2 separate regions of the Homo sapiens genome follow, and region 1 is linked to region 2. Evidence: chromatin contacts called from ENCODE Hi-C or POLR2A ChIA-PET data. All regions are on one chromosome and are shown on one strand. Each heading gives the region's core, a stretch centred on a gene start or an enhancer-like site at or near the end of the contact. The rest is flanking DNA. Distances are from core to core; before and after follow the strand shown.

Region 1 (4,938 bases), core at 89-2,588, 560 kb after region 2:
TCATTTAAAGTTGATCAGTCTTGCCAAATCGATAATCTGCTTTAAAATCAGCTTTCACCCAGCAATAATAGCTGGTTAGAGTTCATGTTTTTGCAAAGAGGTTGATTCTGACTCATTATGTTGTTAAACGGTTGTGCCATGCACAGCTGAATAAAGTTCTGGTGGATATCCAATTCCTGACTGTCAACTGTTGACCTCACAACTGCTTCCCCATTGATATAACCATCTGTTGTCATGGGAAAGATTGTCTGATATTTGGGTTAAATGCCACTGAAGTCATTCAATTTCCATGTGGAAAAATAACCCAGAGTAAATTGCCCTGTGAGGTACGGAAACTGTTTTTCCCAGAGATAGCGAAGCCGACAGAACATCCAAATAAAAGCAAAACAAAAACACGATCCCCCAGAGAACCCCTCATTTCTTCACGGGCTGAGTAACTTAATTTCATTTCGTGCATGAAGTATAAGAGTGTGTGCGTGTTAGTTAAACCCCGGCTCAGGTGTCCCAAGGTTGTGCGCTGGGGCTGCGGGGAGAGCAAAGTGCCCGGGGCTGCCGGATTTCGGCCCCGCTTCCCCCCAGCCCTCCACAGCGCCCCCCGCAGCCCCTGCTCACCCAGTCGAGGGGGGCGGACCCCGCGGCGTCCTGCGAGCCCGGCCCGGGCACGGCTCCCGAAAGGCGCGCCACGACCCCTTTTGACACTTTCCCTCCTCCGTGATGGAGCAACTACTTAACATGCAAAGTTTTCCCCAGCCTGCCCGGCTTGCTCGGGATCATTTCAGTAGCTAAATTGGCTTCTTTCCGAAAAGGCTGCCAAGAGACACGAAACCTTGGGGACACACTTTGCTCCTTTATAAGACGAACGCAGACCCGGGGTGTCCTCTCTTGCGAGCTCTGACCCCCCTCCTCGTCCCACGTTTCACTGAGCCTCCTTCCCAGCTCCCCCCCACAGATCCCCGCTCCGCTCCCAGGGCCCCGCACTACACCAATCTTACTTTTTCTCTCCGCCACCGGTGCTTCGGGGGATGATCCGACGATCAAACAGAGGAGCCAGAAAGCTCTAGCTGTCATTTTTGCAGACAGGGTTCCCAGGCTCTAAAAGTGAGCCTGGTCTTTTGCTTGCTTTCTCTCCCCCAACCCCTTCTCCACACCCCCACCCCCGTTCATGCTAATGAGGGGCAGCCTTTGGGGAAACGGGAATCACTCGCTGAGCAGACCATTGGAACAAAACCGAGCCGCAGGGATTTCTCCCTCTTCCTTCCTAAGGAGGACGAGCACATGGCCTTGCAAAGTTGTCCCCGGGAATGTCTGTCCTGTGATCTGCGGGCGAGGAGAGCATCACAGCCTAAACTTTAAACCTGTGTGCGTTTGCGCGCTGGGGTGGGGGCAGCAAAGGGTGGGGTGACAAGTGCAGAGAATAAGCGTGTTTCGGGACTGAGGGACTGGGTGGGGGAGAACGAGTGACGGGAGCTTTTTTCTAGATTAGGTCAACAACAAATAGGAAAATAGTGCTTAAGACAGCGTGGGTTTGTGGAAGGGAGATTCCAGATGACAGAGAATGTATCCTGGAATGTGTGTGTTAGGCAATTTCTAGAGAAACCAAGTCACTGCTTCCTTAGTAAAACTGTTTCATTATATATCACAGCTCATTGTAACCTCTGCCTCCCGGACTAAAGCGATTCTCGTGCCTCAGCCTCTCAAGTAGCTGGGATTACAGGCATATGCCACCATGCGAGGCTAATTTTTGTATTTTTAGCAGAGACGGGATTTCACCGTGTTGGCCAGGCTGGTCTCAAACTCCTGACCTCAAGTGATCCACCCACCTTGGCCTCCCAAAGTGCTGGGATTACAGCATGAGCCACCACGCCGGGCCCAGAGGTCTAATTATTAATCAGAATGTTGCCTGTTGAGGCCAGGCAGGGTGGTTCATGCCTGTAATCCCAGTACTTTGGGAGCCCGAGACAGGAGGATCTCTTGAGCTCAGGAGTTCAAGACCAGCCTGAGCAACATGGAGAGAACCTGTCTCTACAAAAAATACAAAAATTAGCCAGGCATGGTGGCTCGCATCTGTGGTCCCAGCCACTTGGGAGGCTGAGGTGGGAGGATCACTTGAGCCTAGGAGGTGGAGGTTGCAGTGAGCCGAGATTGTGCCACTGCACTCCAGCCTGGGTGACAGAGAGAGGCCCTGTCTCAAAAAAAAAAAAAAAAAAAAAAGAAGAAGAAGAAGAAGAAGAAAGAAAAGAAAGAGGAGGAGCCAGGCACAGTGGCTCACGCCTGTAATCCCAGCATTTTGGGAGGCCAAGGCAGGCGGATCACGAGGTCAGGAGTTCAAGACCAGCCTGGCCAAATTAGTGCAACCCTGTCTCTACTAAAATTACAAAAAAGTTAGCAGGGTGTGGTGGCACACACCTGTAGTCCCAGCTACTCAGGAGGCTGAGGCAGGAGAATCGCTTGAACCTGGGAGGCAAAGGTTGCAGTGAGCTGAGACTATGCCATTGCACTCCAGCCTGGGTGATAGAGTGAGACTTTTGTCTCAAAAAGAAAAAAAAAAAGAGGAGGAGGAGGAGAACGAAGAAGAAGAAGAAGGAGAGCAGGGCCAGGTGTGGTGGCTCACGCCTGTAATCCCAGCACTTTGGGAGGACAAGGTGGGTCGATCACGAGGCCAGGAGATCCAGACCATCCTGGCTGACACAGTGAAACCCCGTCTCTACTGAAAATACAAAAAATTAGCCGGGCGTGGTGGCGGGCGCCTGTAGTCCCAGCTACTCAGGAGGCTGAGGCAGGAGACTGGCGTGAACCTGGGAGGCGGAGCTTGCAGTGTGGCGCCACTGCCCTGCCCTCCAGCCTGGGTGACAGAGTGAGACTCTGTCTCAAAAAAAAAAAAAAAAAAAAAAAAGAAGGAGAGGAGGAAGAGGAGGAGGAGGAGGAAAGAAGTTTGCCTGTTGAGCATTAAATCAAAGAAAATAAATTTGCTGGCTGGGTGCGGTGGCTCAACCTGTAATCCCAACACTCTGGGAGGCCAAGGTGGGCAGATCACGAGGTCAGGAGTTCGAGACCAGCCTGGCCAACATAGTAAAACCCCATATCTACTAAAAATACAAAAATTAGCGAGTCATGGTGGCGGGCACCTGTAATCCCAGCTACTTGGGAGGCTGAGGGAGGAGAATCGCTTGAACCCAGGAGGCAGAAGTTGCAGTGAGCCAAGACTGCGCCACTACACTCCAGCCTGGGCAACAGCACAGGACTCTGTCTCAAAAAAAAAAAAAAAAAAAGAAAAAGAAAAAGAAAAAAAAGAAAAGAAATTTGCCTGTTGAGCATTAAATCAAATTGCAGCTAAGGAGATGAGCTAATCTTCCCTCATTCAGGTGTTAGAGGAGTGAATTATATTCTCCATCCAAAAGAGTAAACCTCTACAGCCCCTGCAAAGCTTGGGTATACCAGAGTCAGGGTCTCCAGACCCTAGACAAGACCAGATAAACACTAGTAAATTCATGCCCTTGGGGCCCTGTTTATAGATGTCCTCAGATCCCCTTCTTTCACGTGCTCTTTCTTTAAGTCAAGTGGAATAAAATTCACTAGGCTTAAGATTTCTCAGTTACAACCACATCTCTAACATACCTTCTTACCATTACATTCAAATCACCCAGAACCTATTGGGGGTGTTCCCGAAACTCTTCTGTTGCAGGAATGTTGTGAATGCCCTGAAACCCACACCCTGAAATGTAGAGGCAGGGAGCAGGCTGGATGGCTCCCAGGGGCTCCCAGAGGCTCCTGGGGTGGCACCAGCTGGAAGAACCTGCCAGAGTCCAGTCCTGGGTCTTGGGCAGTGTCTGGCTTGAGCCTTAGAAATCACACTAATGGGCCAGGCGCGGTGGCTCACGCCTGTAATCTCAGCCCTTTGGGAGGCTGAGGTGGGCGGATCACCTGAGGTCAGGAGTTTGAGACCAGCCTGACCAACATGGTGAAACCCTGTCTCTACTAAAAATACAAAAATAGCCAGGCATGGTGGCAGGTGCCTGTAATCCCAGCTACTTGGTAGGCTGAGGCAGGAGAATCGCTTGAACCCGGGAGGCGGAGGTTGCAGTGAGCCGAGATCGCACCATCGCACTCCAGCCTAGGGGACAAGAGCGAGACTTCGTCTCAAAAAAGAAGAAGAAGAAAAAAAAGAAACCACACTAATGGTGGAAGGTACAAAGAGTTCAAAGAGACTGATCTATGTAGCCAGAATGCCAGTTTATTAATTTACAATGAGAAATCAAATCAGAAATGCAAACTCATGTCAGCCTGGGTAGCATTCTCTTTCTATAAACAAGCCACAGAGGAAGCCAAGTTATCCTCAGGGTGCTTGGTAATATAAACCAGAGCCTGGGGAGTTTGTCACCTGATTGGAATGTTTAACAGTATTGGTTTCTGACAGCCTAAGTGTTTGTCTCTGCAATAGGTGTGTATACCTGTCAGGAGGAAGAACCCAAGAGACCAACTGGCATTCCCTTCCTTGATAATTTCTGGTATTTTGAGTGTGTGTTTCTGCTTAGCAGATATTTATTGAGCATCTACTCTGTGTTGTATAATAAAGAATTTGAAGTCCAGGCGCAGTGGCTCACACATGTAATCCTGGCACTTTGGAAGGTTGAGGCGGGCGGATCACTTGAGTTTAGGAATTCAAGACCAGCCTGGGCAACATGGTGAAACTGTCTCTACAAAATAAAAATAAAAATAAAATAGCCAGCTGAGGTGGTAATTCTAGAGAACTTGAATTCTCTAGAGTGACTCACAGAACTCAGGATAGCATTTTACTTACAATGAGTTGTATTATTATTTTGTTGGTTCGTTATTTTATGTTTCTTTTCTCTTATTTTAATAGAGATGGGGGTGGGGGCCAGGTGCAGTGGCTCACTCCTGTAATCCCAATACTTTGGGAGGCTGAGGAAGGCAGATCAT
Region 2 (4,693 bases), core at 1,986-4,485:
CCAAACCACACAACAACTTGGAATGTTGAAAGAAGTTCATTATGTGTTTCCATTTTATGATGAACTATTTCTTTAATTTTTACTCTTTTTAGTTACTGTTTCTTTTTTTTTTTTTTGCGATGGAATATTGCTCTGTCGCCCAGGCCGGAGTGCAGTGGCGTGATCTTGGCTCACTGCAAGCTCCACCTCCCGGGTTCAAGCGATTCTCATGCTTCAGCCTCCCGAGTAGCTGGGACTATAGGCGCCCACCACCACACCCAGCTAATTTTTGTATTTTTAGTAGAGACGGGATTTCACCATGTTGACCAGGCTGGTCTCAAACTCCTGACCTTAAGTGATCCATCCGCCTCAGCATCCCAAAGTGCTGGGATTACAGAGTGAGCCACCGCACCTGGCCTCATGTCTTGTCTTACCTACGGCTTTCCCCCTCTTTCTGCGTTTTCTCCACCCTTTACCGCTGAGTCAGCCTCTGTATACCATTATTCATGATGGGAACTCAGCTTGTCTGACAGTTGGTTTTAAGGCACAATTAGAAAATATTCCTTGATAGTACAATGAGTTTGCAGTTTTTAAGTTGTGGTTTTGGCCAGAGATATTAATAAGGGTTTGGACGTTGAGTGGAATACTAAGAATAAGAAAGGGGATGTGCTTAAAATACATCTCATGTGCCTTCTGTTTAATTACACGGTAATTTGTAAAAGAGACTGGTTTCTGTGGCCTTGAATACTAATATAGACTTTCCCTCACCACAGCTTATCTTCGAGTCATAAACACAGAGGCATGCATAGTTCACACATCTCCATGTATTTTCTGTTTCCAAGGAAGATATGATCACTCTGAAGAACCAAAAGATGAGTCACTCTGAAAACTTTTCTTCCTTTGTCTTAATGTCATGACTGTCTTAACAATTGACTGTGTTTATTTCAGCAACATTTATCTTTAGTCTCTTCTCTTTGGCTCAGTCAGATGTTTTCAGTTTCACCCAGCACGGACCACAGCCATATTACCTCCTATATCCCAGTGGATAACTTCTGCAGGAAAACTTCAGCTACTTGACACTCTTGGGAAACGAGCTGGGTGTTCCTGATAAGAAAGGTTTACCAGAATCTTGTAAAGATGGTTTCTCTAATAATAGCTAACATATTTATAAGCGTGCTATGTTTTAGAACATGGGTGTCCAAACTTTTGGCTTCCTTGGGCCACATTGGAAGAATTGTCTTGGACCACATATAAAATACACTAACACTGGCCGGGTGCGGTGGCTCACGCCTGTAATCCCAGCACTTTGGGAGGCCAAGGCAGGTGGATCACGAGGTCAGGAGATGGAGACCATCCTGGCTAACACGGTGAAACCCCGTCTCTACTAAAAATACAAAAATTAGCCGGGCGTGGTGGTGGGCACCTGTAGTCCCAGCTACTCGGGAGGCTGAGGCAGGAGAATGGCGTGAACCTGGGAGGTGGAGCTTGCAGTGAGCCGAGCTTGCAGTGAGCCGAGATTGCACCACTGCACTCCAGCATGAGCGAGAGAGTGAGACTCCGTCTCAAAATAAATAAATACATAAATAAATAATAAAATAAAATAAAACTAATGATAACTGATGAGCTAAAATAAATAAATAAAGGTCCGTGTATAATTTTTGTGATATCTGCCACCACAGATAAGCCAAAAAGTCCTCTTATTCAAAGGGTTGGACATGGCTGTTTCAGTAACTTCATTACAGGCTTTGTGAACATTATCTCATGTAATCCTAAAACAAAACAAAACAGAACAAAATGACTTTCCCTGTCTCGATTTCCTGAGTGATCTTTGTAAACATCAGCTATTACAGTGTGCTCTTTTGTGTAGATTTCAGGTGTATGTGACTCTTGTAAGCATTCAGCTTACCACTGTTTATTGAGTGATTATTATGTGCCAGATACAGCTCTGGACACAGGTGTGACTAAAACAAACTCCCTGCCCTCAAGGTGCTTATATTCTGGAGGTGGGAGGAGGACCCTGACAACAGCATGGAAATATACAAATATAATATAATGTCAGGTAGCCACAAATATAGCAGGATATAGGGACAGCGAGTGGGGGTGGGGAGAGTGGTGGCGGAAGACCCTTGAGGAGGCGACAGTTGAGCAGAGACCTGGATGAATCGTGGGAGCAAGGCTTGTAGATATTTGGCAAAAGAGCCATTTGATTGTGACTTACGTGGTTCTCCCTCTTCTGCTTTCTATAGTTTTCCTGTCTCCTGGCAGTCAGTGCCAGGAAAGAATTTAGTTGGGCCAGACCAAGGGAAGCCAGACCTAGAAAGGAGGCAAAGCTACAGGTGCAGAGCAGAGATTGCTAAGGTCTTAGCCGCGGGCTGCGGGAGCGAGCCTGGGCGGGCGGGTAAGGCTGTGGAACCGGAGTCTGGAGAGTCTGCTGGCTGCGCACAAACACGGCTGTGCTTCTGGGCAGATGAATGGAGGGCAAGCCAGCCCCGGGCAGAAGATAGAACAGAGAGGAAGCTGGGGAGCCGGGTGCAGTAACTCGAAATCCCAGCACTTTAGGAGGCCGAGGAGGGCGGATCCCTTGAGGCTAGGAATTCCAGAGCAGCCTGGGCAACATAGGGAGAGTCTGGGTGTGGTGGCCTGCGCCTGTAAACCCAGCTACTCGGGAGGCTGAGGCAGAAGGATCGCTTGAGCATAGGAGTTTGAGGCTGCAGTGAGCTATGATTGTGCCACTGTGCTACAGCCTGGATAGTAGAGTGAGACTCCATCTCTAAAAAATAGAAATAAGAAAAAGAGGAAGCCAGGTGCAGGCTCAGGAGGCTGACGCAGGAGGATCACTTGAACCCAGGAGGCTGACGCAGGAGGATCACTGGAACCCAGCAGTCTGAGACTAGCGTGCAAGGATCACCCCTGTGAATAGCCACTGCACTCTAGCCTGGGTGACATAGCGAGACTCTGTCTCCTCCTCCCCATAATAATAATAATAATAATAAAGAGGAATCTGGTGCTGGCATAGAGGTACAGGCTGGATGGGAGGGTGGTCAGGATGGGGCAAGGGGCCGAGACCACAAATGGTCCTGCTCCTGGGGCTTAGAACGGGACCTGGTTCTCCAGGGAGGTGAAGAGGAGCAAGGCCAGAGCTCAGCAGCAGAAGCTGTGGTTTAAGAGAGAGGCTTGATTATAGATGTTAGGAAGTCAAGAGCCCAGTGCCTAGAACCTGGGCTGCAGACGGGGAATGAGGCTTATGGCTCCGTAATGGTGATGTAATGCTGACACCTCAGCTGTGGCACCACAGAGTCCTGTGTTACCCCTCCCTGTGCCCACACAAGATTACCAGAAACTACTTTGCATCCCATTGAATGCAATCTGCTCTGTGCCTCTTTTGTAAAATCTGCCCATTTACACATGGTGTTGCCACCCCAGCCTGGGAACTGAGCAGCAAGAGGAAGCCTCCCACCCGCCCCACTCCCAAGTAGCGTTTCCTTTTCCGGCTCCCACAGGCCCATTACATAACCTTTCTTAGGGCCCTCTGCACAGAGCTGTAATCTTTGGTAGAGGGGCAGGCTGTGCTTTAGAAGCCCGGAGCTCAGGCTGGGCGCGGTGGCTCACACCTGTAATCCCAGCACTTTGGGAGGCCGAGGCAGGTGGATCTCTTGAGGCCAGGAGTTCAAGACCAGCCTGGCCAACATGGCAAAACCCCGTCTGTACTAAAAATACAAAAAAATTTGCCAGGTGTGGTGGTGCATGCCTGTGATCCCAGCTACTCAGGAGGCTGAGGTGGGAGGATTGCTTGAGCCCAGGAGGTGGAGGTTGCAGTGAGCTGTTGCAACAGGGAACAACAGAGTGAGACTCTGCCTCAAAAAAAAAAAAAAAATAAAAAAATAAAAGGCCAGGCTAGGTGGCTCACGCCTGTAATCCCAACACTTTGGGAGGCTGAGGTGGGTGGATCGCCTGAGGTCAGGAGTTCGAGACCAGCCTGGCCAACATGGAGAAACCCCGTCTATACTAAAAATACAAAAATTAGCTGGGCATGGTGGCGGGCACCTGTAGTCCCAGCTACTCAGGAGGCTGAGGCAGGAGAATGACGTGAACCCGGGAGATGGAGCTTGCAGTGAGCTGAGATCACGCCACTGCACTCCAGCCTGGGTGACAGAGCGAGACTCCATCTCAAAAAAAAAAAAAAAAAAAAAAGAAGCCCAGAGCTCAAGATCTGGTCAGACTCCCTGGTTTGAACCTTGGCTCCTCTTGGGCAAATTACGCAACCTCAGTTACTTCATCTGTAAAACGGAAATTATAATAGTACTTACCTCTGCAGGATTCTTGTGAAGATAAAAGCCACAGAACAGTGGCTGGGCCCCAGAAGTGTTAGTGCTTTTGACGTTTCTGTAACCTTCACTAAACGTGACACCCTCCGGGGCCATTGTAGGCATTTTTGTACCCTCAGTGTCTAACATGTTACCCAGCAGGCACATGGATTCATTCAACAAGTATTTATTGAATGCCTTCTTCCAGGCCCTGGGATGCAGGGACATAGCCACCAATGAGACAAACTCCTGCCCCCATGGGGCTGACATTGTGCTGGGGGAGACAGACTGTAAGCAAGTGAACAAGGACACAAATAATACAGTTTCAGGCCAGGTGCGGTGGCCTACACCTGTAATCTCAGCACTTTGGTAGGCCAAGGTGGGCAGATCACGAGGTCAGGAGTTCGAGA

Evidence for each region. Hi-C counts contacts between places; a loop is a spot of excess contacts on that map. ChIA-PET counts read pairs that join two places held with the same protein, here RNA polymerase II (POLR2A). Pooled maps may share reads with other maps.
Region 1: a loop to region 2 is called in a pooled map, with 2.0 times the contacts of the local background. The contact joins the promoter of C17orf58 here to the enhancer-like site in region 2. A Hi-C loop is called at or near these places in 2 of 50 pooled maps. POLR2A ChIA-PET finds 5 or more read pairs at or near these places in 3 of 52 experiments (CD4-positive, alpha-beta T cell, WTC11 and activated CD8-positive, alpha-beta T cell).

Annotation. Positions count from the first base shown.
Region 1 is chr17:67,995,131-68,000,068 of GRCh38, forward strand. C17orf58 (chromosome 17 open reading frame 58) reads right to left here and starts at 1,339. Exons shown (of 4, transcript NM_001382359.1): 1 at 993-1,339. The coding sequence starts at 1,068. RefSeq lists a silencer at 569-658.
Region 2 is chr17:67,430,961-67,435,653 of GRCh38, forward strand. All of the region lies in intron 1 of PITPNC1 (phosphatidylinositol transfer protein cytoplasmic 1), which reads left to right. Among named protein-coding and RNA genes, the nearest start is that of MIR548AA2, 38 kb to the right of the region's middle. Within about 2 kb of position 3,236, at least 14 of the 41 ENCODE cell types and tissues checked have a DNase peak (open chromatin) inside an H3K27ac peak, as active enhancers do; they include CD4-positive, alpha-beta T cell, where a contact is called at or near this core.